Regions from separate parts of the Homo sapiens genome. Here regions 1 and 2 are each linked to region 3. A link is a loop called in an ENCODE intact Hi-C map of the cell type or tissue named here. Cell type or tissue: heart right ventricle. All regions are shown on one strand. Links, peaks and the distances in the headings refer to the core of each region. The heading gives the core; the rest is flanking DNA. Region 1 holds the start of NUDT1 (nudix hydrolase 1). Region 2 has its middle 6.5 kb from the start of ELFN1. Region 3 has its middle 8.2 kb from the start of EIF3B.

Region 1 (9,663 bases), core at 974-5,973, 100 kb after region 3:
TGGGAGGCTGAGGCAGGTGGATCACCTGAGGTCAGGAGTTCAAGACCAGCCTGGTCAACATGGTGAAACCCCATCTCTACTAAACAGACAAATATTAGTTGGGTGTGGCAATGTGCGCCTGTAATCCCACCTCTTCGGGAGGCTGAGATGGGAGGATCGCTTGAACCTGGGAGGCGGAGGTTGACGTGAGCCGAGATCGTGCCATTGCACTCCAGCCTGGGCAACAGAGAGAGACTCCATCTCCAAAAAAAAAAAAAAAAAACCACCGCTAGATAGCTTTATTTTCCCTTCCATCCAGTTAATTCCAGATGAAACCCGGCTCTGCGCCACTCAATGCCCCCAGGTGAAGATGGTTTGCGGCTGTTCAGCAGCCACGTCTCCTGCCCAGGGGCTGCCCTGGGCTCCCGCTAGACCGTGTCCACCTCGCGGAGTGTGTAGTCCAGGATGGTGTCCTGACCCTGGAACTTGAAGTACCCGTGGAATTTCTTCTTCTGAAGCAGGAGTGGAAACCAGTAGCTGTCGTCGGGCCACATGTCCTTGAAGGGGATCTGATCCAGCTGGAACCAGCATGGGCGCATTTCTGTACCAATGGGGGAAGAGGAGGCACTGAGGTGCAACCCAAACTTCATGCTTAAAAAACATGTTTTTTTTGGCCGGGCGCGGTGGCTCACGCCTGTAATCCCAGCACTTTGGGAGGCCGAGGCGGGAGGATCACGAGGTCAGGAGATCGAGACCATCCTGGCTAACACGGTGAAACCCCGTCTCTACTAAAAATACAAAAAAATTAGCCGGGCGTGGTGGCGGGCGCCTGTAGTCCCAGCTACTTGGGAGGCTGAGGCAGGAGAATGGTGTGAACCTGGGAGGTGGAGCTTGCAGTGAGCCGAGATTGCGCCATTGCCCTCCAGCCTGGGCGACAGAGCGAGACTTCGTCTCAAAACAACAACAGCAACAACAACAAAACCATGTTTTTTTGTAGAGATGGGGTCTCACTGTGTTGCCCAGACTGGTCTTGAACTCCTGGGCTCAACGATCCTCCTGCCTCGGCCTCCCACAGTCCACAGTGCTGGGATTACAGGGGTGAGCCACTGCGTCTGGCCAGCCCAAACGTACACTGACTCTCTGAGGAGTTCACTGAGTGATCGTGAGGAACCTGACGATCGTTTATATTTCATCCTCATTACCGTGTTTCTCATTTTAGGGTGGGCGCAGAGCAGGGGCAGGTACGCTACTGGAGCCTCGGTGCAGAGACCACGGCTCATGGGCCCCACGCTGGCACTGTGGGGTGGAGGGGGACGCAGGCTGCCCGGTCCCTGGCACTCAGAGATGGTTTGGGCGGATGGCCTTTCTCCCAGCCAGGAGATGGGACCCGCATAGTGGGGAGGGGGAGCAGGCCCTGTGAGACTCACCGTCGCTCTCCACGGGGGTCCCCTGGATGCTGTCTGTGCAGAAGACATGCACGTCCATGAGCTCAGGCTCGCCCACGAACTCAAACACGATCTGGCCCACCTTGTGCAGGGCGTCCACTGTCAGACCGCTCTCCTCCTGCAGCTCCCTGCGGGCAGAGGTGGGCAGGGGAGGGAGGCCGTCAGGGCATGGTGCCATGCCCACACGATGGCAGGGAGGAGGAGCTGGGCATCTACACACAGCCCAGGGAGCCACCAGGGTGGATGGGAGACCCAGGAGGATGTCCCCTAGAATGCATTATCTGGTCCCGACCTGGCTGAGCTTCAGAATCAACTTGAACTTTGAAGACACTGATTTTGGTTGAGAGGCTCTGGGGAGGGGCCCGGAGATGGTGTGGAGCCTCTGGTGGGAGGAACGCAGTTCTAGCCCAGTGCCCTCTGTGTACCAGTGACAGCCCAGGCCCAGTGGAGTCCAGCCACTTGTCCACCGTCTCGAGACCCGCACGTGGCAGGGTTGGGACTGACCCCACTTCCTTCATTCCCGGTTACTTGCTTTTCCGCGGCTGAGCATCAGAGCCCATGCAGCGGTAGTTACGACCGCCGGGGCCCTGGGACGCTTGCTCTGGGAACCTGGGCCCTATACTCTGGGCCTGTCTGCCCAAAGAAATGTCTTTCCAGCCTGGTGCCTCTTCTCTGAGAACACAGGATGAAACCACAGGCTTCTATGATCTGTTTCCTGAAGGAGGAGCTCTGGTTTTAACTCTGGTCCCCAGGCTGACCACACGGGACACGTGGCCTGGGCCTCTTCCTGCGCCTTCTCGGGACATGCTCCCCACAGCTGTGCCTGGAGGAGGTGTAAGGGGCTGACTTCACCACGGGATGCCCAAGTGCTGCTGCGCCTGGGAACAAGCCCTTCCCTGCTTCGTGGCACACAGAGCCAGGTTTCCCCGAAGTAGTCTAACGCTGTTGCTAATTTAAAAATTACATATTTGTTATAGACAACCAGGAAACAAAACGCCATAAACTCATCACCCAGGAATGCTACCATTTCAGTGTTTTTCCTTTGGCTCTTTCTCCTCTGTTTTTCCCTTAAGAAATGCAAACATTAACCCTTAATAGCTTAAAGTTAAAAAATAAAAATGCAAACAGGTTGGGTGCAGGGTGGCTCATGCCTGTAATCCCAGCATTTTTGGAGGCCAAGGTGGGAGGATTGATTGCTTGAGCTCCGGAGTTTGAGACCAGCTTGGGCAATATGGCAAAACCCTGTTTCTACAAAAAGGACAGAAATTAGCTGGGCATGGTGGCACTCGCCTGTAGTCCCAGCTCCTCAGGAGACTGAGATGGGAGGAATGCTTGAGCCCAGGAGTTGGAGGCTGCAGTGAGCTGGGATTACTCCACTGCACTCCAGCCTGGGCAACCGAGCTAGACCCTGTCTTAAAAAAAAAAAAAAAAAAAAAAGCAAACATCATACACACTTTATACCTCGGGCTTTCCACGCAAGAAAGGAGGAGTGCATGACATTCCACACCTCAAGGAACCCAGCCGCCTTCTCAACTCCTGTTTGGTATGGAAGAATAAAACGTTCCAACTTCGGGTTATGGTGGAAACCCGTGTTGGGCACAGCGGTGCTGCTGACCTCCCGTTCTGAGCGTTTGCTTGCTGTGCTCAGTCGGGTTCTTGCTCAGTCCCTCAGCAGACACTTCTGAACACCCACTCTGTGCTGGGACCCTGGGGATGCACGGGCTGCAGCCGCTGGGCACCTCAGTCTCCTCCTCTTACCATGCCCGGCTAATTTTTCTGTGTGTGTGTTTTTCTGTAGAGACAGGGTCTTGCTATGTTGCCCAGGCTGGTCCTGAACTCCTGGGCTCAAGCGATCCTTCTGCTTTGGCCTCCCAAAGTGCTGGGATTTCAGGTGTGAGCCACCATGCCTGGTCTAAATGGTCTGATTTAAGCGATGCCTCCTCAGCTTAAACTGCAGGGACTGGAGAGGAAACGGACCTGGAATCAGCATTTATTCATACAGATGGCTAATTAAAGTTGGGCTTGAGCTACAAAGTGAACGTGTGCTTCTACTTGGGTATAAATGGCTCCCCAGTTAGATGCAATAGAAGTGCTCAGTGGGGCCTCACCCGCCTCTTGGCGGCCGGCTGTTGCTCGTCTTAAAAAGCGTCACCTCCCAGTGGGATATTGTGACTGATTTTAGTTAATCTTCCCTAGCACATGGCAGCGTAGGAAGCATCAAGAATCCGCCGGGAGACAGAGCTGAAGCTCCATTTCCCAGGCAGGGAGCGCCAGGCAGGCGAAGATGACGCTGTTCAGTTCTGCCCAAGTGTCTGCTCTGTCCATGGCACTCGGTTCCCCAGGCGGAACACGGGGAACAGGGTGAGAAATACATGAAACAAAAACACAGGGTGGTGCAGCGTCCGTGGCGTGGGGAGGTGGGAGTCGGAGGTTCCGGCGGGCCTGCTTCCCATCGCTGCTCCTGTGTCCCCGGCCTCGCTAGTCTTTGGGGACCAGGGATGCTGTCTAGAAAGGTCGGCTCACACTGTGCGCCTGAAGCCCAAATCTGCACACCCCCACAATTCAGTACTCCCTACGTGCCTGTCCCCTGCCCCACAGAGGAGGGTCTGAGTCCAGCCCTCTGGACTGGGGTTAGGCGCTCAGGCCTGCCCCCTGCAGGCAAGCGGGGAGGGTGCCTAAACCGGCTCTTGGCCTGGGAGTTAGGGCCCATCTTGGGGTCCTCCTGATAGAATAGGACTGGGTATTGCGTGGATAAAGCAGGAACCAGCCTCCCCAGAGACCGGGCTGCCGACGCTCCTCCCTGCCTCCCGCTCCTGAGCAGCACGGGCCTGGGGTTGCCCCAGGAGCAAATCCATTCAGACTCGCAGGTACTGAAGCCCAGGGCCGTGCTGGTGGCCTGTGGCTGATGGTACGTCATCCCCTGAGGGCGAGGCTGTTTGCTGCTGGGTTCCCGGGGCCCTGGGACCCCTAAGCACCAGCCTGTCTGGCTCCAGTGTCCCCCATTCCTCATGCTTGCAGATGCTCCCCAACGAAGGATTTTTTTCTTTCTTTCTTTAAGACAGGGTCTCGGCTGGGCACGGTGGCTCACGCCTGTAATCACAGCACTTTGGGAAGCCGAGGCGGGTGGATCCCGTGAGGTCAGGTGTTCAAGACCAGCCTGGCCAACATGGTGAAACCCCCGTCTCCAGGTTACACCCGAGGATGGAAGTCACAGGCTTCCGGCTCTGTGCCTCAGTTCCCCCCCTCAAACCCTGGTCTGACAGCAAGCCACCACTGTATTCAGCTTTGAGGGTCTGGAGTGATGGTCCCTCTGTTTGTGTAATATTTACAGAGGGTAGGAGGAAAGTTCCTTCGACCGTGACAAAGTTCAGAAGAAAATAAAGCAGGGCTGCCGAGGGGGCCTGTGCTTTGCTTGTCACCAGCAGGACGAGAAGCGGAAATCCAGCCACCTGGAGTTCCTCCATCCAGCCTCCTCAGCACCGCTGCCTGCTCCACTCACACCCACCACTTCTCTGCACAGCTGGCGCTCCTCCAGCCCTCTGTGCTTCTGCAAATGTCTCCTTCCTCCCTCCTTCCACACTCTCCCAGCCAACGTCAGGCCCTCAGAGCATTTTCCTGGTGCCCAGTTATTCTCCCTTCCTTTCTCCTGGAGGCCCCTGGCCACGAGGTATGGACCAGACCTCCTTCTGCAGGTCTCCTGAACCCGGCAGCCAGATGACACGAGAGCTCCACAGAGGCAGGGACTGACCTGTTCCTCCTCATGTCCCCAGGCCCCACACAGAGCAGCGCTACAGAAATCCATGAGCTGATGGGCAGTCTTAGCAGATCAAAGACAAAGGGCTGGGCAGAGAACCCCCGGGGCCACCTTTCCTGTTTCCTGTGCTGTGGTCGCTCTGCACACACTCCTGGCAGGGACACGCTGTATGCCCGACTCACACCCAGTGGTCCTCCTCCCCAGCTGCGGCCCCCAGCACAGAGCCTGTCGCACTGGCACCTGCCACAGTGACTGATCGAACGTGTCCGTGTGGCTGCGGTCTGGGGTCCCAAGCCTTGGAGGGGAAGCACACACAGGGCTCTCCAAACTGAGGGTTGGGACCCATGTACCCCGGGAAATCGGCTTAGTGGATTGCAATTGAAAAAAAAAAAAGGGTCAAGCCAGTGGCCCACACCTGCAATCTCAGCACTCTGGGAGGCCCGGGAGGGAGGATCGCTTGAGCCTGGGAGTTAATGAGACACCATCTCTACAAAGAATTAAAAAACGAACTGAGCGTGGTGGCATGTGCCTGTGGTCCCAGCTGTTCGTGAGGCTGAGGCAGGAGGATCGTTTGAGCCCAAGAGTTTGAGGCTGCAGTGAGCCAAGAGTGTGCCATGGGTGAGATCCCACCTCTGGAGAAAAAAAGAGAAATGAATCGGAAAAGTAGAGCCCCCTTTTATGTAATAAGGGCGGCTACTGCAACTTACTTTAGCTGTACCTGCACACCTGAGTGTGTACACTCTATCAGAGTACAAAACGTATTTCTTACTGCAGGTTGTGATGAAAAAATTGGAAAGCCACTAGGCTGCAGCGTCCTGGCTTTCCTCCGTGCCAGGACCCTCTTTACTCTGTAGTTCTCCTCTCCAGGCAAGCTGGCCTACCTTTCTCAGAACAAAAACACGAACGGGGGCTAACGTCTGTGCAGCGATGTTTACACAGATGATCTCATTTACCCTGTGAGGGTTGAGGGGCGTCTGGAGGACTGTGTGATCTTGGGTAAACGGCTCAACCTCTCTGGGCTTCAGTTCCTTCCTAGGTGAAGCTGGCTGTGTTGAGGATGCAGTGAGGCTTTGTGCACAGCGAGTGTGAGATGAAAGCGATCATCAGCTCCACTGAACAGACAGAGGAACCAAGTGACTGACGAGCCCTTCGGCAACAGTGAGGGTGCTGGGAGGGTTCAATTCAAGCTGCTGCACAGAGGCTTCCAGATACGCCCTGCAGCCCCCAGCACCACCGCACCACAACAGCTAACACGCACTCAGCACGCACCGCACACCGCGCACCGTTCTAAGTCCTTCGAGTTCATTTCCTCATTTTATCTTCACAAGAGTCCGAAGGGCTGCGGACTGTTCTTCATTCTGAGATGAAGACACTGAGGCTCACGCTTAACCCCCTGCTCCAGGTCACTTAGCTCTTAGTGGTGAAACCAAGGGTGTGGCCCTACAGCCCGAATCCCTGTGCCCTGGGAAAGCCGGTTCTATGGCCAGACCTGCCCCATCCTTACCTCCTAGCCCCATCCTCGATGGTCTCTCCTTCTTGCACTTTGCCCCCAAAGCCATTCCACCGGCCGGCCCCGAAGCCTCGCTTTTTCATGCCCAGGAGAACTCGCTGAGGCTGCAGGACCAGCACCAGGGTATAGAGCCTGGAGGCGCCCATGGTCCCTGGGTTCTGAAAGGAAGGTGAGAGGGCAGAGTCAGCCATGACGTGCGTGGAGGAAGCACGTGCCAGGGGCCAGGAGGAAGGGGACGTGCTCTGGGAGGCAGTGGGGGGCGGGGGGGTATGCTGTAACTCCCCAGCCCTGCCACGTGTGGCTTCCCTTGTGGCAGGTGGAAAACTGCCATTGAACCAGTGATTTTCTGGGGTAGAAACAGAACCCAGTGGTCAGCAGGGCTGATCAAGCAGAGCAGAGGCCGGCGCTACCTTCCTTCTCCACAAGTCAGTACTCAGGTGCAGAGGACAACATCACCTTTCCAGAGCGTGCTCTTGCTCCTGCGTCTACCCCCAGGAACCCCCTGCTTATAGGCACACAGTGAGGAACAACAGTCCCCGTGCCTGATTGGCACCAAAATAACCACGCAGTTTATCCTGTGGTCCTCAGGTCAGGCCTTTGGATTAACAGGAACTTCTTTCAGTCTAGTGGGACCTGGCCTCTCTGTAGCAGGCTTCCAGATTCCCAGGAAATGTGTGGCTGTAGACACAGGTCCACCCAGCCAGGCCCGGCTAGTCCTCCCTCCTGTGATAGGAGTTTATACCCCACCCACTCTGCTCCTGCTGTGGCTACTGTGGGACCTGGCACCCAGGGGGGCCACTGGAAGTCACAAGGGTCCTTCCTGCTCCCATAGGTGTGCAGGTCCAGGTCCAGAGGACTCTGAGGGCGATGCCTCCGCCAGGTCCCTGCTGAAAAAAGGACCCTGGAGAAATGCTGGAGGGCCAGGACCAACTTTCCTTTATTTATTTTGAGACAAGATCCTGCTCTGTTGCCCAGGCTGGAGGAGAGTGGCGTGATCGCGGTTCACTGTAACCTCCGCCTCCCTGGCTGAAGCCATCCTCCTGCCTCAGCATCCCACATAGCTGGGACCACAGGCATGAGCCGCCACACCCAGCTAATTTCTGTATTTTTAGTAGAGATGGGGTTTTGTCACGTTGCCCAGGCTGGTCACGAACTCCTGAGCTCAAGCGATCCACCCACCTCAGCCTCCCAAAGTGCTGAGATTACAGGCGTGAGCCACTGCGCCCAGCCAGGACCAACTTTTCTGGGGTCCACACCTGGACAAGACACAGGGTTCAGGACCAGTGATCCTTCTTGGAAGTTGTGGTGTCTGAGAAAAGGGACCAGATGATAAGGAAGGGGGCAGGGAAGTGCTGGGTAGAGGAGGGCGTGGTCTCTGGCCAGGGCTCCACACCCAGGCCTGTGCCCAGGGACCTGGGTGAGGACAGGCATTTCTGTTTTTTTGCCCAAATGTTGCATTTCCCGAGCCCGCCACGTCCCCGTCCTGTGCCTATAAAAAAACCCCAGTGGTTTTTTATAGTGGGCAGAGACACAAGCCGCTGGACGTCAAGAGGACGTGGAAAGCACACCAACAGGCACCAGCAGGCCATCAACTGATGGAACCATGAGTTTGGCAGGGGCGGTCAGAGGAGAGCCCAGGCTGCTCAGCAGCCCGACTCCAGGGGAAAATCACCTTCCCACTCCAACTGCCTTCTGGCTCCCCCATCTGCTGAGGGCTAATTCCACTCATAAAACCTTGCACTCACTCTCCAAGCCGCCGTGTGATCTGATTGCTCCAGTACATCAAGGCAAGAAACCTAGGGATACAGAAAGCCCTCTGTCCTTGCGATAAGGCAGGGAGTCTAACAGCTGACTAACACAAGCCACCTACAAGGCTAAACTGAAAGAGCACCCTCTAACACATGCCTGCTGGGGCTTCAGGAGCTGCAAACATTCACCCCTAGACACTGCCGTGGGGTGGGAGCCCCTCAGCCTGCCTGTCTGTATGTTCCCCTAGAGGCTTGAGAAGCGGGGCACTGAAGAAGTGAGCCACATCCTCATCGCACGCCCTTCGAGGAGGACAAGGGAACCTTTCCCATTTCACTGAGACTGGGTCCTGGTGGCGGAGGCAGGTCAGACAGGGTAAATGGGTTTGTGGCTTAGTTTCACACCAGGCCCGTGTACTTTGTCCCGACACTGATCTGTTTCTGCCAGAAGCCACGGTTTCCAAAGTAAATTTTTGTGATTTACTCCTGGTCTCCCCCAAGCCTCCGCCCCGCTCTCCTTGTCTCTCTCCCAAACCCCCGGCCCCGCTCTCCTCGTCTCCCTCGAGCCCCCGACCCTGCTCTTCTGGTCTCCTTCGAGCTCCCGGCCCCGCTCTCCCCCAAGCCCATGGCTCAGCTCCCCTAGTCTCCTGCCGCCCGCTGGCCCGGCTCCCCTCCCTGGTCACCACGACTCCTGGAATCCCCGCGCGCGCTTTTCGTACCTGCACCGCCGCTTCCGGGGGCGTGGCCTCTGACCGGAAGTGAGGCCAGGCACTTCCGGCGGCGCGCTGCAGGCGCGGGGAACACCAATGGCGGGGTGAGCTGGGCGCTGCTGCTGCGCGTGCAGACAGCGGGAGTGGTTGGGGGTCCGCCCGGTCGCCTTCCTCGGTCCTGGCCTCGGGGCTGGGTGCCGAGCGCTGGGCACCGTCCCCGCACTCAGCGAGCGCGACAGGGGCGAGGCCAGGATTCCGGGTCGCAGTTCCCCGGGAGGAGGGCGCCCTCAGGTCTCCAGGGGCAGGGCCGGCGGGGCCGTGGGGAGGCCGGGGCCGGCGGCGGAGTCCAGGTGGGGGGCGCAGCGCCGGGGCCCAGATCCAAGGCGCCGGGGGCGAGCCCGGGGCGGGATTTCGCTTCTGGGCCGGGTAGCTCCATTGCCCGCGCTTCCTGGGCTGTCGAGTGGGCCCTGGCCCCCGGGACCGGCTTGTGCCATTTTCCCGGGAGACCCCTTAAGCGAGG
Region 2 (9,663 bases), core at 1,593-6,592, 680 kb after region 3:
TCCCCAGCTGCAGCTCCACTAGGGAGAAGCTGGTCGGCCCCCAGAGCTTCCTTGGTCACGCTTGGAAGGTCCCAGTAAGCTACCCTCCAGCTTCTGGCCTGGCCAGCCTTGTGCAGAAGATGACCACCGGGCTCCGGGCCCCAGCCTATCCACTCCGCCTGCCAAACATAAACCCCAAGAGAGGTACTGGATCCCCATTTCCAGCAGGTTCCCCCAGGCCTGTGCTGGCCAAGTGCAGCCGAAGCTCTGGAATGAGCCTCCTTTGCCTTCGCAGGTGTCCCCCGTGTGCCCTGCGCTGTGCTGGGCGCCTGCCCGGAGGAGCCGCGCCAGGACGTCCTGCTACTTCCCAGGAGCAGGCATGATGAGTCCATTTCCTCGGGGTGCAAACTGAGGCCGAGGGCCTCTTCAGAGCGCCCTTGACCGGTACTGCCTGACCCCAGAGGTCAGTTCTGCGGTCACTCGGGGTCTGAGATCCACGGAGAACCTCAGAGGTCAACTTGAGGGGCGGGTAGGGGTACGCGCGCGGGGCCGTGGGAGGCGAGATCCCGCAACCTGAGGAGCCAGGACCCCAGCAGAGAGCGAAACCTGGAGCTGGGGGAGGGGACGGCAGAGGACTGGAGGCCGGGCTGCACGGCAGGGGTCGAGTCCTCGCGGCCGCCCCCCCCCCCCACCCCGAGCGGAGGCTGCGCCGTCCGGCTGCGACCGAGTCCCCGGAGTCCCGGCCGGGTCGCCCCTCCCCCGTGGCCGCGCCGATTGGCGGCCTGCTGTTACCCGGACGCCGGCGCCGCCGCCGCGAGGACATCTGTCCGGGGCCCAACGCCGCGCTCCACGCCCCCTGCCCCTCCCCCAGACCCAGAACCGGGGAGAGGACGCGGCGGTGAAGCTGGGAGGTTGGAACCTGGAGGGCGGCGGAGTCCCGGAGTTAACGGGGCGGGGGGCGGGGCCGGCGCTGGCCCTGGGGACAAAGATCCCCACGCTGCCTGAGGGCTGGGCTCTGCAGACACCGAGGCAGGAAGAAGGACTCCGTATTCCCCGTCCCCCAGATCCTCAAATCCACTCAGGCTCAGACCTGAGTGTCCAGGTGGGGTGGGGGAGACCGAACCCTCCTGGGCCCTCGAGGCGCGCGAAGGCGACGCTGAAGGGGGGACGCCGGGACGCTGCTTCCTCCCTGCACACGCCGCCCGAGCTGCATCCCTAAACGCTCCAGGAGCTTCGCGGGTCCCCCCTGCCCTCCACAACCCCCGAAGCTGCCCCCAGCGACCTCTCCCCGCCCTCAGATGGGGCCGCAGGGGCGGGCGAATGTGTTGCGCTCGCCGTGGGTTGGGAGGAAGGGCGCGGATTGTAGGAAGTCCCTGCTCCTCCCTGGGCAGCCTGGCCCCGGGGACTCGCGCTCAGCCCGCGGCGGAGGACTCGGTCGGGAATGGTGCTGAGATTGCGCGGGTACGGCCCAGGGCCGTGACCGGGTGGCCACCGTGCAGTTTGGGAAGAGAAAAAGTTCGGGGGGGGGCCGACACCCCGAGATCGAAGAGGGAAAATGGGAGGAAAGCAGGCGGCAGGGAGGGAAGAGCGGCGGAAGAGGGACCAGGAGAGCTGGGGGTCCGCTCTGGGCCCCGGGGTCCCGCCCCACTCGGCAGCCCAGCCCAGCCCAGCCCCGCCGCGCCAGCTTCCCGGACCGGGAGAGGCTAGGGTCACCGACGCCTATTAATAGCCGCGAGCGGGTCCTTCCCGGGAGCTCCGCAGCGGTCGGCAGAGCCCAGCCACCGGCTGGGGTGGGGGCGGGGGTCCCGTAACACCCCCTCCGGAGGTTCAAGCGGCGCGGGGCGGGGCGCTGCGCCCCCCCACGCCGGCTTTGCGAAGTCGAGGCACCCACAGCCCACTCCCTCCCCACCTCCGACTCCGAGACCAGGTTTCAGATGAAGAGGGGTTCGTCTGTGGTTCAACTTGGGGCGCCGCGGCTACCCCAGCGCACTCGAAGGCGCGCCCAGCCCCCTCCCCCTCTTTCTGCCCAGCCGGCTTTTTGCTCTCAGCGCGCTCCGGAAAGTTTCGGGGTCCCCGCGGCGCCTCCCTAGCCCTAGGGGTCCGGAGTCCTGGCCCTTCCAGCCGCGGCGTCGGGGAGGGAAGTTTGTCCGGCCCAGGCTCGGCGGCCGCTAACTTCGGGTGCGCCCGCCTCCGAACCTGGGTGGGTGGATGGGGACGCCCGGGAGCCGCGGGCCCCGAGCGCCGCATCCAGAGCCCCGCGGGCGGGGAGACTCGGCCCTGGCGCGGACGCCGAGGTCAGGGCACCAGGGATGGGGTGGCCCGGGCTGCGAGAGCCGCTGGGGACCCTGCGCTGCCCCCCGCCGCCCCCCCCAGAGAGCATCCTCTTCCCTGCCTCCCCTAGGGGCGGGGACCCTCCGATCCCGCAGCGGCGACAGAGGGGTCCCCCGGCCCCGGACAGCCCCCTGCCCCTCAGGCCCCTTCTTACCTGGGCCGGGGTGCGGGCCCCGGGCTGGAGGCACTGTCGCGGGCGAGCAGAGCGCGCGCACCCCGGTTCCCCGAGCGCGGCGGCGGCGGCGGCGGCTTCCCCTCCTTCCTCCTCCTCTTCCTCCTCCGGGCTCGCTGGCTCCAGACAGCCCTCCTCCCCCTCCCGCCCTGCCGGCCCCTCCCGGAGCCCGCCCGGCTGGACTCGGCCTGCGACCCGGAGCCCAGCGGAGCCGGCGGGAGCCAGGCTGCGGCGCTCACTGCGTCAAGCGCGGGGCGAGCGCGGGGCGGCGGCGGCGGGGACCGCGCGCTCGGAGCCCGGGGCTGGCCGGGCAGGCGGGGGAGCGGCGGCTCCGGCTCCGACTCGGGCTCGGGCGCGGGCGCAGTGGTGGCGGCCGCGGCAGCGCCGAGGTTGTAGCACATTCTTTCTGAGCGTGATGGAAGGTTTCATGTGGGAGAGCGCGCGGGGAGGGATGGGGAGGGGGCGGGGGCCGCGGCGGGGGCGACCGGAGGGGCGGGGGGCGGGGTCGCTGCCCGCACGTCGGTGGGCTGGGGGGTGGCCGGAGGGGGGCTCCGGAGGGGAAGTTGGAGCCAGCCGCGGGGGCGGCGTGGGAAGCCGAGTGGCGGCCTCGCCCCCTCCTCCTGGCCCGCCCCGCTCGCCCCCTGCCCCCGCCCCAGGCCACCCAGAGGCTCCCAGGCTTCGGTTTGGAAGAGAAGCGTCCGAAGGTCTGGGGGTCGGGACCCTGGTGGCGCTGGGAGGTGGGCCCCTGGGTGGGGACACGGCTGTGCTCACAGGCGCCCGGCAACCTCGTGGAAGTTGACCCCAAGTCAGACCCTCTGTGAGCGCGCGCGTCCGCGAGGGCCAAAGCACAGCCCGCAGGACGCGCGTTTGCGGGGCGGGGGGAGAGCGGGGCACTTGGGGGCGGGGAGGTGGAGCGAGAGGGTCGTCGGGCCCCTGGCGGCCCCGCGTCCCCAGAGACTCGCCCTCCCCTAAGGTCGCCGACCCCTCCCTCCCTTCCCTCCCCGTTGCGCGTCGCCCCCCGCCTTTCGGCCGGGAGGAGGGGGAGGCGTGGGAGCGGCCCGGCGCCTTCCGATTCCCGGAAGGTTCGGTTTAGCGGATTTCCCTCTCCCTTCATGTGCCTCCGGAATCCCAGCGGATCCGAAATCGCGCCCTCGGGCTCTGAGCCGAGGGGTCCCCCGTCGCTCCCTGGTGGTCCCGAGCCCTCGCCGAGCGGTCTCACGGCTTCCCAGGGCGTCTCCCGCTCCCACCCGCCCCTTCCCCAGCCTGCGGCTTTCGTGTGGGCTAAAAATTCCAAACCAGGCTCAAGAGCGCCCTCGCCCGGCTAAGCCCCCGCGCGCCGCTTCACAAACCGGCCGCGTGCGGAGCTGCGGAGCCCGGGACCCCCAGCGCGCGCTGGGCGCGACACTCTGGACCCCGCTGCCAGCGCCGCGCCCCTCCGGCCGGGGAGCCCCACACCGTCAAGAGGGCAGGGAGAGGGGAGGGGAGGGGACTACTGGAGGGGAGGGGGCTGCTCCCCGGGTGTCTTTCCCGGAGGAGGTCCCGGGACAGGGGTGGGGGTGGCGCGGGAGGCCGCAGACAGCGCGCCCCGAGGATGGCCGGGCCGGGGATGGGCGCGCGGGGCTCCTGTCCGGACGTGGGTCCAACGGCCTCTCCGCAGCCCAGAAACTCCGTCCAGCCCGCGGGACGGCCGCCCGCCCTCCGACCCCGAGCCTCTACCACACTTGTTCCTGCAGGACGGGGTTGGGGGGACTGAGACCGTGATTGAGGCCGGGGCATGGAGGAAGTGCCGCCGCCTGCTCCCGGGATTGCTGGACACGAAGGGTGGAGGCCAAGGACGGAGCCCCTGCCTGCGGCTGTCCAGCCCTTAGTCCCTGCGCGGGGGCGCCCAGACCTCCAGGGAACAGGGAGACAGAGCGGGCCGAGCCCGGCCTGGGGGGGGTCTCTTCCTGGTCCCTCAGGGAGGGTCCCGGCTGCTCTGAAGCGCGCAGTGGCCTAGGTGCGCACACAGCCCCTTTCTCTCACTTCCCCCCTCCCCTACTCGAGGGGCCTGGAGAGTCCCGGACCTGGCTCCTTGGAGGAAGCTGGGAGAAGGGAGCTGTCCCGCGGACCTTCCAGGGCGCTGAGGAATTTCAGCCCTGACTGACTCCCTCTGCAGCGCCTTCCAATGCTGAAATATGCCCTCCTGTCCCGTGAGAAGGCAGGGCCCCCGCGGGGCCTGGCTGGCCTCGGGCTGCTGTCCCCCCTCAGGCTGGGAATGGGCCACCCCAGGACAGACCCGAAGAGAGGAGGTGGGAGGAAGGCTGGCTGTCTCTGGCCTCTTCTGGAGCTCTCTCTCCCCGCCTCTGTTTGCCTCTGTCAGAGAATATGTTTGTTCTCTCTCTCCCTCTTCCTCTCTCTCTCTCCCTCCACCCTCCTTTTCTGTCTCTTTCCCTCTTCCTCTTCCTCCTCTTCTCCCCTCTCCCTTTCCGCCTCTCCTCTCTCCTTTTCTTTCTCCGTCTTGGTCTCTTTCTCTCTGACATTCATCTCCTCCTGATCCCCCTCCCCCAGCAGACAGAGGTACCCAGAGGCAGCCTGTGTGGTGTAGACACCTTACAGCACATCCAGGGAAGATGCGTGTGGATACCCACCCCAGCTCCCCGCCGCAAGCCGGTGTCCCACAGGAAGATGCCGCAGCCTCACTGGGACAGGAAGGCTGGAACCCCCCCCACCCCATAGCTCACACTGTGGTTGTGCAGAGAGTTGCAAAGGCATCCTGCTTCACACACCCCCGAATCGCACACACCCCGCCCCACCCAGTGTAACCCTCACACGCAGGCACGCACACTGGTGTGGCACTATGACGATCCTTCCTGTGATGGAGGTTCCTAATGGCTGGTGGCTGGCATGAAGTCATTTAGTCCTCACAGCAACCCTAGAAGTGAACCAGCTGTGAAGATCTCCAGTTCCCAGAGGGTAACATCGAGGGGTCCAGAGATCAAGTACCTTGGCCAGGGTCACCATAAACTGGAAATGGCCAAGCCAGGGTTTGAATCCAGATGGTCAAACTTGAAGGCAGCTGTACTAAGCATGTTCCCATCTGCATATGCACATGCGTTCACGCACAGTCGCTCCACACACACGTGCTCGCTCAGGCCTCCTTTCTGAGGTGCTGCCACTGCCCGGCAGCAGCCCAGACGCAGCAGCGATGGCCCGGTCCATCAGACAGCCTGTCTTTCCAGAGATGAGTCAGCTGGGCCAGGACCTAGGACAGAGCTAGGGATGGTGGGTGCACCCCCACCCACCTGGGCACCGTTGCTAGATCCAGGGCTTAGCAGGTCCTTCTGATGTACAAAACGTCCTCGTTCAGAAGAAAACGGCCCAGTTTAAGACCTGCCTGGGCAACATAGTGAGACCCTGTCTACAAAAAATAAAAAATTAGCTGGGTGTGGTGGTGTGTGCCTATGGTCCCAGCTATTCAGGAGGCTGAGGTAGGAGGATCACTTGAGCCCAGGAAGTGGAGGTTGCAGTGAGCTATGATCGCACCACTGCACTCCAGCATGGGCAACAGAGCAAGACTGTCTCAAAAACAAAAAAAGAGCTAAACTGCCAGTAAGATTCTCATTTTTATGGAAACAAATCAACCACCATCTCATGACCCACCCAGCTACCCTTTGGGGAAGAGGCTGGTCAGTAAGAGCCGTAGGGGCCTGGGGCTGTGGGGCCTCAGGGCTTTCCTTAGGTGGTTGGAAGCACACCCCCTCCCCTCCACCCTGCCACTGCCCTGAGCCTGTGTCCCTGGACGCCCTGACTTGATGTGTCAGTTTCATCCAACAGAGTGTGAGCTTGAGAGAGCAGGACAGACTGACTCACCTCCAGGCCTCAGTGCCCCACTCCAGCCCCACATGACCACACCCACTTCCAGGATAAGTGAGGACTCATCTGGTGGCTTTGATACCTTTGCCCCCCTGCAGGTGGTTCCTGCGCCCTCTCTCTGCTGAGGATGGCCTGGCTGGAAGTGAATGACCCAGTTGCCTGAGTGTGTTTGGGGGAAGCAGGGGAGGGATAGAGCAGCTGGGATTAACCGCGAAGGAGTGGGGAGAGAATTCCCCCCGACCCCCGGACCCATCCTAAGGAAATGGTAACCAGAGAAGAATGGTGACAATCTCTTCCTGTCCCCAGAACTTCACAGCAAGAACAACAAATGCCCATAAAACCCCGAAGCCATAGATTAAATGATGTGTCCAATTTCTATCTCAGGCAAAGAGCCAGTTCCCCCTATATAAAGAGCTCTTACAAATCAATAAGAAAAATAGCCAAGAGGCCAAAAAAAAAAAAAAATAGACAGAGGTAATGAACAGAAAAGGAAATCAAAAGGATGTTTAAACAAATGAGAAAGTGCCTATGCTCACTCCTAGTGACAAAAGTGCATGCTGAAACTGTACTGATGTGATTTTTCACTCATCAGATGGGCACAGATTAAACAGTCTAAGGACACACCCTGTTGCAATAGTGTGGGGAAGCAGACACCCTTGGAACCTCTGAAACAATGTCAAAATTCCAAATGTACACACCCTTTGGCCCAGCATTTGCTTCTAGGAATCTGTCCTCCAGATACTCCTCCCAAATGTGAAAAATGATATATTGCTTTGTACAAGGTTATTCGCCGAAGCACTCTTTGTAACAGCAGCAGATTGGAAGGATCCTAAGTGCCCGCTGACAGTGCAGTGCTTAAATCATCATGGCACATCCAGCCGGATAAAGGTGGACTGATTGGAGTCCATCTGCAGATGTTCTTTAGTGTGAAAAAGCAAAAGGGGCCGGACAGTGTATATGGCACCTTTTTTTTTTTTTTTTTTTTACACTGTGTCAAAAAGGAGTTAATGAAATGACATTTTAGTTGCCTGCACACACTGATTACTGGAAGGAGACCCAAGAAACTAGAAATAGTGGGTGCCTCCTGTAGGAACCTGGGGGCTGCAAGTCTTGGGGAGAGGGTAGAAGGGGACTTTTTTTTTTTTTTTTTTCTGAGACAAAGTCTCACTCTTGTCCCCCAGGCTGGAGTGCAGTGGTGCGATCTCGGCTCACTGCAACCTCCACCTCCTGGATTCAAGTGATTCTCCTGCCTCGGCCTCCCGAGTAGCTAGGATTATAGGCACGTGCCACCACACCTGGCTAATTTTTGTATTTTTAGTAGAGACGGGGTTTCACCATGTTGGCCAGGCTGGTCTCGAACTCCTGATCTCAGGTGATCCACCCGCCTCAGCCTCCCAAAGTGCTGGGACTACAGGAGTGAGCCACTGCACCCGGCCGGGGACTCAATATAAAAAAATATTTTTAACGTATTATTTATTTACAGACAGTGAAATTCATACTTCTTCAGTTTTATACTGTTCAGAACTACAGTTCTGAAATTGGACAAATGTGGACACTGGTTGCCATCACTACCTCCATCAAAATACTGAACATTCCCATCACCCCAGAAAATGAGACTTTTCCCCATATGCCCCTGTAATGCCATTTGAATTCTGTGCAATGTGCAGACATGTTCCTTTATAATAAATTTCAATGTGAAAATGAAAATGGAAAATTGTTTTCTATCATCTCATCTGGTTCCCACTGTAACCCAGGGAGGTGAATCCTTCCTTCCCCCTTTTACAGGTGACAAAACTGAATTTTAGGGGGCAACTTGCCTAAGGAAATCCTGCAGGAGCAGGTTGGGATGGGAACCCAAGGCTTTTCTTTTTTTTTAAGACAGAGTCTTGCTCTGTCACCCAGGCTGGAGTGCAGTGGCACGATCTTGGCTCACTGCAAGCTCCGCCTCCCGAGTTCCCACCATTCTCCTGCCTCAGCCTCCCAAGTAGCTGTGACTACAGGTGCCCGCCGCCACGCCTTGCTAATTTTTTGTATTTTTAGTAGAGACAGGGTTTCACTGTATTAGCCAGGATGGTCTCGATCTCCTGACCTCGTGATCTGCCCGCCTCAGCCTCCCAAAGTGCTGGGATTACAGGTGTGAGCCACCGTGCCCGGCCTATTGTAGCTATTTCTTATAAATGGAATCAGACAATATGTGGTCTTCTGTGACTGGCTAGTTTCACTGAGCATTGTTTTTGAGATTCATCCATGTTGTAGCATTTCAGTATTTTATTCCTTTTTATTGCCAAATAGCACTCCACTGAGTGCCTGGAGCACATTTTATTACCCATTCATCAGCTGATGGTCATTTGGGCTGTTTTCGCGTTGGAAATGTGAGTCACACAGCTAGATACATTCATGTACTAGTTCTCACGCGCACATGTGTTTCCATTTCTTTTGGGTAAACACCTAGGAACGGACGTGTTGGGTCATATGGTAAGCCTATCTTTCACATTTTGAAGAGTTCACAAACTCTGCCAAAATTTTGATGCCACATGTTATGTTCCCAGCAGCAACGTAGGAGAGTTCCTATTTCTCTGCATCCTCGTCAACACTTTTATTATTATTATTATTTTTTTTTCTGAGATGGAGTTTCACTCTTGTTGCCCAGGCTGGAATGCAATGACACGATCTCGGCTCACCACAACCTCCACCTCCTGGGTTCAAGGGATTCTCCTGCCTCAGCCTCCACAGTAGCTGGGATTATAGGCATGAGCCACCACACTCAGCTAATTTTGTATTTTTAGGAGATGCGGTTTCTCCATGTTGGTAAGGCTGGTCTTGAACTCCTGACCTCAGGTGATCCACCCACCTCGGCCTCCCAAAGTGCTGGGATTATAGGCGTGAGCCACCATGACCGGCCAACACTTTTACTATTATTATTATCATTTGAGACAGGGCCTCACTCTGTCACCTGAAGGGTGACACTCTGTCACTGTCAGGCTGAAGTGCAGTGGCACGATCTTGGCTCACTGCAACCTCCACCTCCTAGGCTCAAGCAATCCTCCCACCTTGGCCTCCAGAGTAGCTGGGACTACAGCCATGAACCACCACGCCTGGAAAATTTTTGTATTTTCAGTAGAGATGGGGTTTCAACATATTGCCCAGGCTGGTCTCGGACTCCTGGGCTGAAGCGATCCACCTGTCTCAGCCTCCCAAAAGTGCTGGGATTTCAGGCATGAGCCACCACACCCGGCCTCAACACTTACTATTATCTGTCTTTTTTATTATGGCCATCCTAGATGGTGTGAAGTTGTATCTCCTAGTGGCTTTGATCTGCATTTCCCTGG
Region 3 (9,270 bases), core at 1-5,000:
CCGCACCAACCCTGGCAGCAGAGATGGCCGGATGAGGCTCCCAGGCTGACCTGCAGCGTGGCCTGTGTTGTGCTTCCAGGGGTAGATTTTTTTCTTTTTGTTTTTGAGACAAGGTCTCACTCTGTCACCCAGGCCGGGAGCACAGTGGCGCAATCATGGCTCACTGCAGCCTCAAACTCCCAGGCTCGTGATCCTCCCGCCGCCTCCTCCTGAGTAGTTGAGACTATAGGCGTGCACCACTGTGCCCGGCTAATTTTTTAAATTGTTTATTTAGAGAGCGAGGCACAGTGGCTCCCACCGGTAATCCCAGCACTTTGGGAGAGTGAGGCAGGAGGATCACTTGAGGTCAGGAGTTCAAGACTAGCCTGGCCAACATGGTGAAACCCTATCTCTACTAAAAATACAAAATTTAGCCGGGTGTGGCCGCAGGCGCCTGTAATCCCAGCTACTCAGGAGGCTGAGGCAGGAGGATCACTTGAGCCCAGGAGGCAGAGGCTGCAGTGAGCCGAGGTTGTGCCACTGCACTCCAACCTAAATGACAGAGTGAGACTCTGTGTCAAAAAAAAAAAATTGTTTTTAGAGATGGGGGAGAGTGTCTCACTGTTAGCCCAAGCTGGTCTTGAACTCCTGGCTTAGAGCAAACCTTCTGCGTTGGCCTCCCAAAGTGCTGGGATTATAGGCATGAGCCACCGCGCTCGGCCCAGGGGTAAGCTTTAATTTCCCTCAAAACTCTTTCTAAAGAAACGTGACTTCATTTTAAGGCCAAATTTATAGTTTCCGTGAAATTATAAGTTTTATGGGTTTGTTGCATTTCTATTGATATTAACATTGGTTCATAACTATGAAAATGAAAAATGTTCCGCCACACGGCCCCTTGGGGAAGCCTGACCTGGCTGGGGAGAGAGGCTGCCTGAGCCCGGAGACTGGGCCGAGACTAACCCCTCCCTTGCTATCAAGAGAGCCTCAACGTCTCTAGGCCTCAGTTTTCTTACCTCGCAGGCTTGGGGGAGTTTGGATGAGATAATGTAGGAAAGCTGTGCCTTTATTTTCCTGTGGGTTTATCTTAACAGAATGAGAAGTATTTCCAAGTAGGCCAACCAGGTTCTGAGCGTGGGGATTTCATGTCTTTGAGGAAGAGGTTCAGAGCCGGGAAGTGTCCAGTCCCTGAGCCTGGGAGCCATGAACCGGGTGGTAGAGATCCAGGGTGACCCTTCCAGGGCCCAGGCAGGTGAGATCTCTAGTGGGGTGGCTCCGGGTGTAGCCTGGGAGCCTCATGCTGGGCTGGAGAGGACTGAGACTCTGACCTCACCACCTGTCCACCATGGGCCAGCCTGGGTGGGTTTGTGGACATTCAGGACCTGTCACAGGAGGCTGAGGCAGGAGGATAGCTTGAGCCTGGAAGGTTGAGGCTGCAGTGAGCCAGGATCGAGCCACTGCACTCCAGCCTGGGCAACAGAGTGAGACCTTGTCTTAAGAAAAGCTAAATTGGCCAGGCGCGGTGGCTCACGCCTGTAATCCCAACACTTTGGGAGCTGAGGTGGGCAGATCTCTTGAAGGCAGGAGTTCAACATCAGCCTAGACAACATGGTGAAATCTCATCTTTACAAAAAATTAGTTGTGTGTGGGGGCGTGCTCCTGTAGTCCCAGCTTCTTGGGAGGCTGAGGCAGGAGAATCGCTTGAACATGGGGTGGGGGTAGAGATTGCAGTGAGCCGAGATCACACCACTGCACTCTAGCCTGAGTGACAGAGTGATAAACTGTCTCAAAAAAAAAAAAGTTAAATTAAAAATATAGGGGGTAGGGTGAAAAAAATAAACTAAAAATATAACAAATTTAAAAATATAACACTTAAAAAAGGAAAATAATTTGGGAGATAGTGGTGGTGATGGCTGCGTCAGTGTGAACATGCTTTATGCCAATATACCATATGCTTTAACGTGGTTAAGATGGTACATTTTATGTTATGTACACTTTACTATAATATTACGCATTTTTTTTACTTTTTTTTTTTTTGTTTTTGAGACGGAGCCTCACTCTGTCACCCAGGCTGGAGTGCAGTGGTGTGATCTCGGCTCACTGCAACCTCCACCTCCCAGGTTCAAGCAGTTCTCCTGCCTCAGCCTCCTGAGTAGCTGGTATTGCAGGTGTAAGCCACCTCACCAGGCTTTTTTACAATTTTTTTAAAGAAAAAAAAATTGAAAGTCATGATTTTTTGGTTGTAGTTCTCTTGCTAACTTGTGGGTAGCCTATTTTTTTTTTTTTTTTTTTTTTTGAGACAGAGTCTCACTGTGTTGCCCAGGCTGGAGTGCAGTGGCACAATCTCTGCTCACTGTAACTCCGCCTCCCGGGTTCAAATGATTCTTCTGCCTCAGCCTCCCCAGTAGCTGAGATTACAGGCGCACACCACTATGCCCGTCTAATTTTTTTTTTTTAATTTTTAGTGGAGATGGGGTTTTACCATGTTGGCCAGCTGGCCTTGAACTCCTGACCTCAGGTGATCCGCCCGCCTCTCAGAGTGCTGGAATTACAGGTGTGAGCCACCGCGCCTGGCCACTGGCTGGGTAACCCTGAAAAAGATACTGGGCCGGGCACGGTGGCTCACGCCTGTAATCCCAGCACTTTGGGAGGCTGAGGCGGGTGGATCACAAGGTCAGGAGATCAAGACCATCCTGGCTAACACGGTGAAACCCCATCTCTACTGAAAATACAAAAAAATTAGCCGGGCCTGGTGGCGGGCGCCTGTAGTCCCAGCTACTCGGGAGGCTGAGGCAGGAGAATGGCGTGAACCCGGAAGGCGGAGCTTGCAGTGAGCCGAGATCGCGCCACTGCACTCCAGCCTGGGCGACAGAGCGAGACTCTGTCTCAAAAAAAAAAAAAAAAAAAAGAAAGAAAGAAAAGAAAAAGATACTGTACTCGCCAGAGCCTCTGCCTTGTCCTTCCTGGGTGGAGCGTGCAGGCTAGAGGGGGAGCTAGGTAGCTTGGACCCATTTAGGTGTCAGGAACTGTGGACAGAATTCGAGTTGGCAGAAGAAACGATTCACCTACAGATGGCGATCTTAGCCCGCCCTTTTCAGTGTGTGAACTAGGCTTGCTTTTTTTACTTAGTTTCTTTTTTAAATTCCTTACATAGTAGGAAGCCGAAAAAGCAGCTTTCTCTCCAGCAAGTTTCTCAGTATCTCAGTAATTTCTCCAGGATGTTCTACATAAACCGGTCTATGTCCAATCTCGCAGGGCACTTGGAGACGCAAAGAGGCATCCATGGATTCAAAGGGTCCAGTGTGGGCCAGGCGTGGTGGCTCACGCCTGTAATCTCAACACTGGGAGGCCGAAGCGGGCAGATCACCTGAGGTCAGGAGTTCCAGACCAGCCTGGCTAATATGGCGAAACCCCATGTACTAAAAATACAAAACTTAGCTGGCTGTGGTGGCACACGCCTGTAATTCCAGCTACTTGGGAGGCTGACACAGGAGAATTGCTTCAACCTGGGAGGTGGAGGTTGCAGTGAGCCGAGATCACACCACTGCACTCCAGCCTGGGTGACAGAGCAAGACTCCATCTCAACAAAACAAAGCAAAAGAAAATAAAATGAGCAAAAAAAAAAAAAAAAAAGAATCCAGTGTGGCCCCAAATCATCTGAACTTCCCTGTCTCGTTTGACCATGCTGGTTTCCTCCTGGTTTTCCCTGCCGCCTACTGCCTTCAGCCAAAGGCTCTTTTTTTTTTCTTTTTTTTTTTTTTTTTTTGAGACAGCATCTTGCTCTGTCGCCCAAGCTGGAGTGCAGTGGTGCTATCTTGGCTCCCTGCAATCTCCACCTCCTAGGTTCAAGCGATTCTCCTGTCTCAGCCTCCTGAGGATTGAGGACTACAGGCGCCCACCACGAAGCCTGACTAATTTTTGTATTTTTATTAGAAACAGGTTTCGCCGTGTTAGCCAGGCTGGTCTCAAACTCCTGACCTCAGGTGATCCGTCAGCCTCGGCCTCCCAAAGTGCTGGGATTACAGGCGTGAGCCACTGCGCCCAGCCCAAAGGCTCTTATTATTATTGTTTTGTGGAGATGGTGGGGGCGGAGGGTGTCTAGCTATGTTGCCCCAGCTGGTCTTGAACTTCTGGCCTCAAGTAATTCTCCTACCTCAGGCTCCCATGGCTGGATTACAGGTGAGCAACACACCCTGTTCAAAGACTTATTTGACTTTCTGCCCTATGATGCTTGGCTTCTTCAAATGTAGAGGAGTGAGGCATGGACAGGAATCAGATGCTCCCTATTTCCCTATTCCTTTTTTCTTTTTTTTTTTTTTTTTTTTGAGACGGAGTCTCAATCTCTGTCGCCCAGGCTGGCGTACAGTGGTGTGATCTCGGCTCACTGCAGCCTCCACCTCCCAGGCTCAAGAGATCCTCTGAACTCAGCCTCCTGAGTACTTGTGGCTACAGGTGTGAGCCACCATACTTGGCTAATTTTTTTCTGTTTTTTTTTTTTTTTTTTTTTTTGAGACGGAGTCCAGCCCAGGCTGGAGTGCAGTGGCGCAATCTCAGCTCACTGCAAGCTCCGCCTCCCAGGTTCACGCCATTCTCCTGCCTCAGCCTCCCAAGTAGCTGGGACTACAGGTGCCCACCACCACGCCCGGCTAATTTTTTGTATTTTAGTAGAGACGGGGTTTCACTGTGTTAGCCAGGATGGTCTCGATCTCCTGACCTCGTGATCCTCCCACCTCGGCCTCCCAAAGTGCTGGGATTACAGGTGTGAGCCACCGTGCCTGGCTGCCTCACCTTTTTTTTTTCGTTTTGAGAGTCTTGCTCTTTCAGCCAGGCTGGAGTGCAGTGGTGAAATCACAGCTCAGAGCAGCCTTGACCTCCTGGGTTCAAGCAACCCTCCTGTTTCGGCCTCCCCAGTAGCTGGGGCTACAGGCATGCACCACCATACCCAACTAGTTTTCTTTTTATTTTTTGTAGAGACCAGGGTCTCACTATGTGAGCTCAAACTTCTGGGCTCAAGTCCTCTCCTAAAATATATTTTCTCCTCTGTTCCTCAGAGGAAGCCATCATGTACCTGTAAGTAATGTATTCATTGTTTGGTATTTTTATTGATTTATAGTAGACCCATATGCTATTATAAGAAATAGGCTGGGTGTGGTGGCTCACGCCTGTAATCCCAGCACTTTGGGAGGCTGAGCAGGCAGATCACTTGAGGTCAGGAGTTCGAGACCAGCCTGGCCAACATGGTGAAACCCTGTCTCTACTAAAAATACAAAAATTAGCTGGGAGTGGTGGTGGGTGCCTATAATCCCAGCTACTCGGGAGGCTGAGGTAGGAGAATCGCTTGAACCCAGGAGGTGGAAGTTGCAGTGAGCTGAGATCTTGCCACTGCACTTCAGCCTGGGCAACAAGAGTGAAACTCCGTCTCAAAAAACAAAACAAAAATAAGAAATAATACCCTTTGCCCAGTATCCTCTAATGATGCAGAAGTACACAATAATATCACAACCAGAATGTTGACGCAAATAAAATCCACCAACCTTATTCACATTTCTTCTTCTTTTTTTTTTTTGGACGGATTCTCACTCTGTCTCGCCCAGGCTAGAGTGTGTAGTGGCACGATCTTGGCTCACTGCATCCTCCACCTCCTGGGTTCAAGTGATTCTCCTGCCTCAGCCTCCCAAGTAGCTGGGATTACAGGTGCCTGCCAGCAGGCCCGGCTAATTTTGTATTTTTAGTAGAGATGGGGTTTTTTCCACATGGGCCAGGCTGGTCTTGAACTCCTGACCTCAGGTGATCTGCCTGCCTCAGCCTCCCAAAGTGCTGGGATTACAAGTATGTGAGCCACTGTGCCTGGCCAGATTTCCTCAGTTTTATTTGTCCCCTTTGGTTCATTTACGTCTTTAAATGGACGTGCTGCACTCCACAGACCCTTCTGCAGTTTTCTTCACCCACAATGATGTTTTCAAGATCTATCCATTCTGTACATGCTGTTCTAGTTTATACATTGCATGAATATATCACAATTTCTTATTCACTTCACATTCGTATAAAAGTAGGTTGTTTTGGTTTTTTTCAGTGTTATAAATAGTATTACAGTGAAGACTCTTATGCTTGTCTCTATGAGCTATAGTTTAGAGAATATGACTAAAAGTAGGATTTGCGGGTCACAGGATATCTGCATTCCAATTTATTAGACATTAACAAGTTGTTCTCCAAAGTATCTGTACCAATTTACACTCCCTCCAGCAGTGTGGGAATATTGCTGTTTCTTCCTATCTGCTGTGCGTGAAAGGGTATCGTGTTGTTTGAATTTGCATTTCTCTGATGTAAGTAGATGTCTGATTCAAGCAGAAAATGAAATTATTAAAAGGATCTAAAAGGCCAAGCTGGTCTCGAACTCCTGACCATGTGATCCGCCTGCCTCAGCCTCCCAAAGTGCTGGGATTACAGGCGTGAGCCGCCGTGCCCAGCTGGCTAATTTTCGTGTTGTTGGTATAGATGCGGTTTCATCCTGTTGGCCAGGCTGTCCTCAGATGATCCTGAACTTAAATGATCTGCTTGCCTCAGTGTCCCAAAGTGCTGGGATTACAGGTGTGAGCCACCACACCCAGCCACTTTATAATTTTTTTTTTTTTTTTGAGTTGGAGTCTCGCTCTGTCACCCAGGCTGGAGTGCAGTGGCGCGATCTCGGCCCACTGCTACCTCCGCCTCCCAGGTTCACAAGATTCTCCTGCCTCAGCCTCCCAAGTAGCTGGGACTACAGGCACCCACCACCACGCCCGGCTAATTTTTTTGTATTTTTAGTAGAGACGGGGTTTCACCATCTCAGCCAGGATGGTTTCGATCTCCTGACCTCGTGATCCGCCCGTCTGGGCCTCCCAAAGTGCTGGGATTACAGGTGTGAGCCACTGTCTATAATTTTTTTAATAAAATAGAGAGGAGGTCTTACCATGTTGCCCAGGCTGATCTTGAACTCCTGAGCTCAAGCGATCTTCCCACCTTGGCCTCCCAAAGTACTAGGATTTTCTTTTTATTTTCCTTTTCTTGTTTTTGAGACTGAGTCTTGCTCTGTCGCCCAGGCTCAATTACGTGATCATGGCTCACTGCAGCCTTGAACTCCTGGGTTCAAGGAATCCTTCTGCCTCAGCCACCCAAATAGCTGGGACTACAGGCGCACGGCACCACACCTGGCTAATTTTTTTTTTTTTTTTTTTTTGAGATGGAGTTTTGCTCTTGTTGCCCAGGCTGCAGTGAAATGGCAGGATCTCAGCTCACTGAAACCTCCACCTCCCCAGTTCAAGCGATTCTCCTCCCTCAGCCTCCTGAGTAGCTGGGATTACAGGCCTGCACCACTGTGCCTGCACCACTGTGCCTGGCTAATTTTGTATTTTTTAGTAGAGACAGGATTTCTCCATGTTGGTCAGGCTGGCCTTGAACTCCCGACCTCAAGTGATCGGCCCCCTTTGGCCTCCCAAAGTGCTAGGATTACAGGTGTGAGCCACTGCATTTGGCTCATATCTGGCATTTTTACCTTCTACAGTGGGAAGATAATCTTCTTTTATTTATTTATTTATTGAGATTGGATCTTACTCTGTCGCCTAGGCTGGAGGGCAGTGGCACCATGTTGGCTCACTGCAAGCTCCGCCTCCCGGGTTTACGCCATTCTCCTGCCTCAGCCTCCCCAGCAGCTGGGACTACAGGTGCACGCCACCACACCCGGCTAATTTTTTGTATTTTTAGTAGAGACGGGGTTTCACCGTGTTAGCCAGGATCGTCTCGATCTCCTGATCTCGTGATCCGCCCGCCTCGGCCTCCCAAGGTGCTGGGATTACAGGCGTGAGCCACCATGCCCGGCCTGTATGAGCTCTTTGTAAGTTCAGGCTTCTAGTCTTTAAACTTTGTATATGTTAAAAATATTTTTTCCCAGGGTGTGGCTCATCTTTGCATCTTTGTTCATGGTCTCTTTCATCATACAGTTTGGTCATACTAAATGGCCAAATTAATATTTAAAATTATCAAGGCCAGGTGCGGTGGCTCATGCCTGTAATCCCAGCACTTTGGGAGGCCAAGGTGGGTGGATTATTTGAGGTCAGGAGTTAGAGACCAGCCTGGCCAACATGGTGAACCCCCACCTCTACTAAAAATACAAAAATCAGGCCAGGCGTGGTGGCTCACACCTGTAATCCCAGCAGTCTGGGAGGTCGAGGCAGGTGGATCACCTAAGGTCAGGAGTTCAAGACCAGCCTGACCAATACGGTAAAACCCCGTCTCTACTAAAAATACAAAAAAATTAGCCGGTGGTGGGCGCCTGAGGCAGGAGAATTGTGTGAACGCGGGAGGTGGAGCTTGCAGCGAGCCGAGATCATGCCACTGCACTCCAGCCTAGGCGACAGAGCGAGACTCCGTCTCAAAAAAATAAAAAATAAATAAATAATGTAAATAAATAAATAAAAGCAAGGATGGAGCCCTATTTGGCTGATGGGCTATAGTTTGTCACCCTGTGTCCTGGGCTATAAAAGTTACTCTGTCTTCTCTCATCTCCACTTACGTGATACTTTTGTCATGCACTGTAATTCTATCCTTTTTTTTTTTTTGGGAGATGGAGTCTCGCTCTGTCGCCTAGGCTGCAGTGCAGTGGCCTGATCTCGGCTCACTGCAACCTCTGCCTCCTGAGTTAAGCAATTCTCCTGCTTCAGGCTCCCAAGTAGCTGTGGCTACAGCCCCGCACCACTGCGTCCGGCTGATTTTTGTATTTTTTAGTACAGACGGGGTTTCACCATGTTGGCCAGGCTGGTCTTGAACTCCTGACCTCAAGTGATCCGCCCTCCTCAGCCCCCCAAAGTGCTGGGATTACAGGCGTGAGCCACTGCGCCCAGCCCTGTAATTCTATCCTTAATAAAACCCTTGAGATTATTATTACTAATACATGCAATCAGTGCTTTTGAGATTTATCCATCTTGCGTGTTGAACATTTCTTTTCTCATTCCAGGCCTTCTACCTGGAATTGCTTTCTTTCTACCTGAAGTACATTTATTTATTTATTTATTTATTATTTATTATTATTTTTTTTGAGACAGCGTTTCCCTCTTATTGCCCAGGCTGGAGTGCAGTGGTGAGATCTCGGCTCACTGCAACCTCCGCCTCCCAGATGCAAGCGATTCTCCTTGCATCTGAGAGATCCAGATGCAAGGATCAATCTCCTGATCTTGTGATCCGCCCGTCTCAGCCTCCCAAAGTGCTGGGATTACAGGCGTGAGCCACCGGGCCCGGCCTATTTTTAATTTTTTCTCACTCTGT

The links. Peaks named below come from ENCODE experiments on the same cell type or tissue, not always from the same donor. Only the 100,000 strongest peaks of a DNase experiment are listed, where the experiment ranks them.
Region 1: a loop joins it to region 3, with 6 times the contacts of the local background. A loop is called at or near these places in 90 of 110 quality-filtered maps.
Region 2: a loop joins it to region 3, with 4 times the contacts of the local background. A loop is called at or near these places in 35 of 110 quality-filtered maps.

The regions. Positions count from the first base shown.
Region 1 is chr7:2,241,746-2,251,408 of GRCh38, reverse strand. NUDT1 (nudix hydrolase 1) reads right to left here and starts at 9,183. Exons shown (of 4, transcript NM_002452.4): 1 at 9,153-9,183; 2 at 6,683-6,846; 3 at 1,407-1,552; 4 at 264-580. The coding sequence starts at 6,834. The coding sequence ends at 408. MRM2 (mitochondrial rRNA methyltransferase 2) reads left to right here and starts at 9,204. Exons shown (of 3, transcript NM_013393.3): 1 at 9,204-9,247. The coding sequence starts at 9,240. RefSeq lists enhancers at 2,068-2,147, 5,404-5,453 and a silencer at 9,278-9,497. In heart right ventricle, for the core only: CTCF peaks have their summits at 2,130, 3,893 and 4,093 (motif pointing left); DNase peaks (open chromatin) are centred at 2,198 and 4,948; H3K27ac peaks cover 1,234 bases.
Region 2 is chr7:1,658,972-1,668,634 of GRCh38, reverse strand. It overlaps a transcript of ELFN1 not described here. Among named protein-coding and RNA genes, the nearest start is that of ELFN1, 6.5 kb to the left of the region's middle. In heart right ventricle, for the core only: CTCF peaks have their summits at 3,585 and 3,797; DNase peaks (open chromatin) are centred at 2,607 and 3,794; H3K4me3 peaks cover 3,014 bases; H3K27ac peaks cover 2,624 bases; H3K27me3 peaks cover 2,625 bases.
Region 3 is chr7:2,341,953-2,351,222 of GRCh38, reverse strand. It overlaps a transcript of SNX8 not described here. Among named protein-coding and RNA genes, the nearest start is that of EIF3B, 8.2 kb to the left of the region's middle. In heart right ventricle, for the core only: a CTCF peak has its summit at 3,052; a DNase peak (open chromatin) is centred at 3,052; H3K27ac peaks cover 395 bases.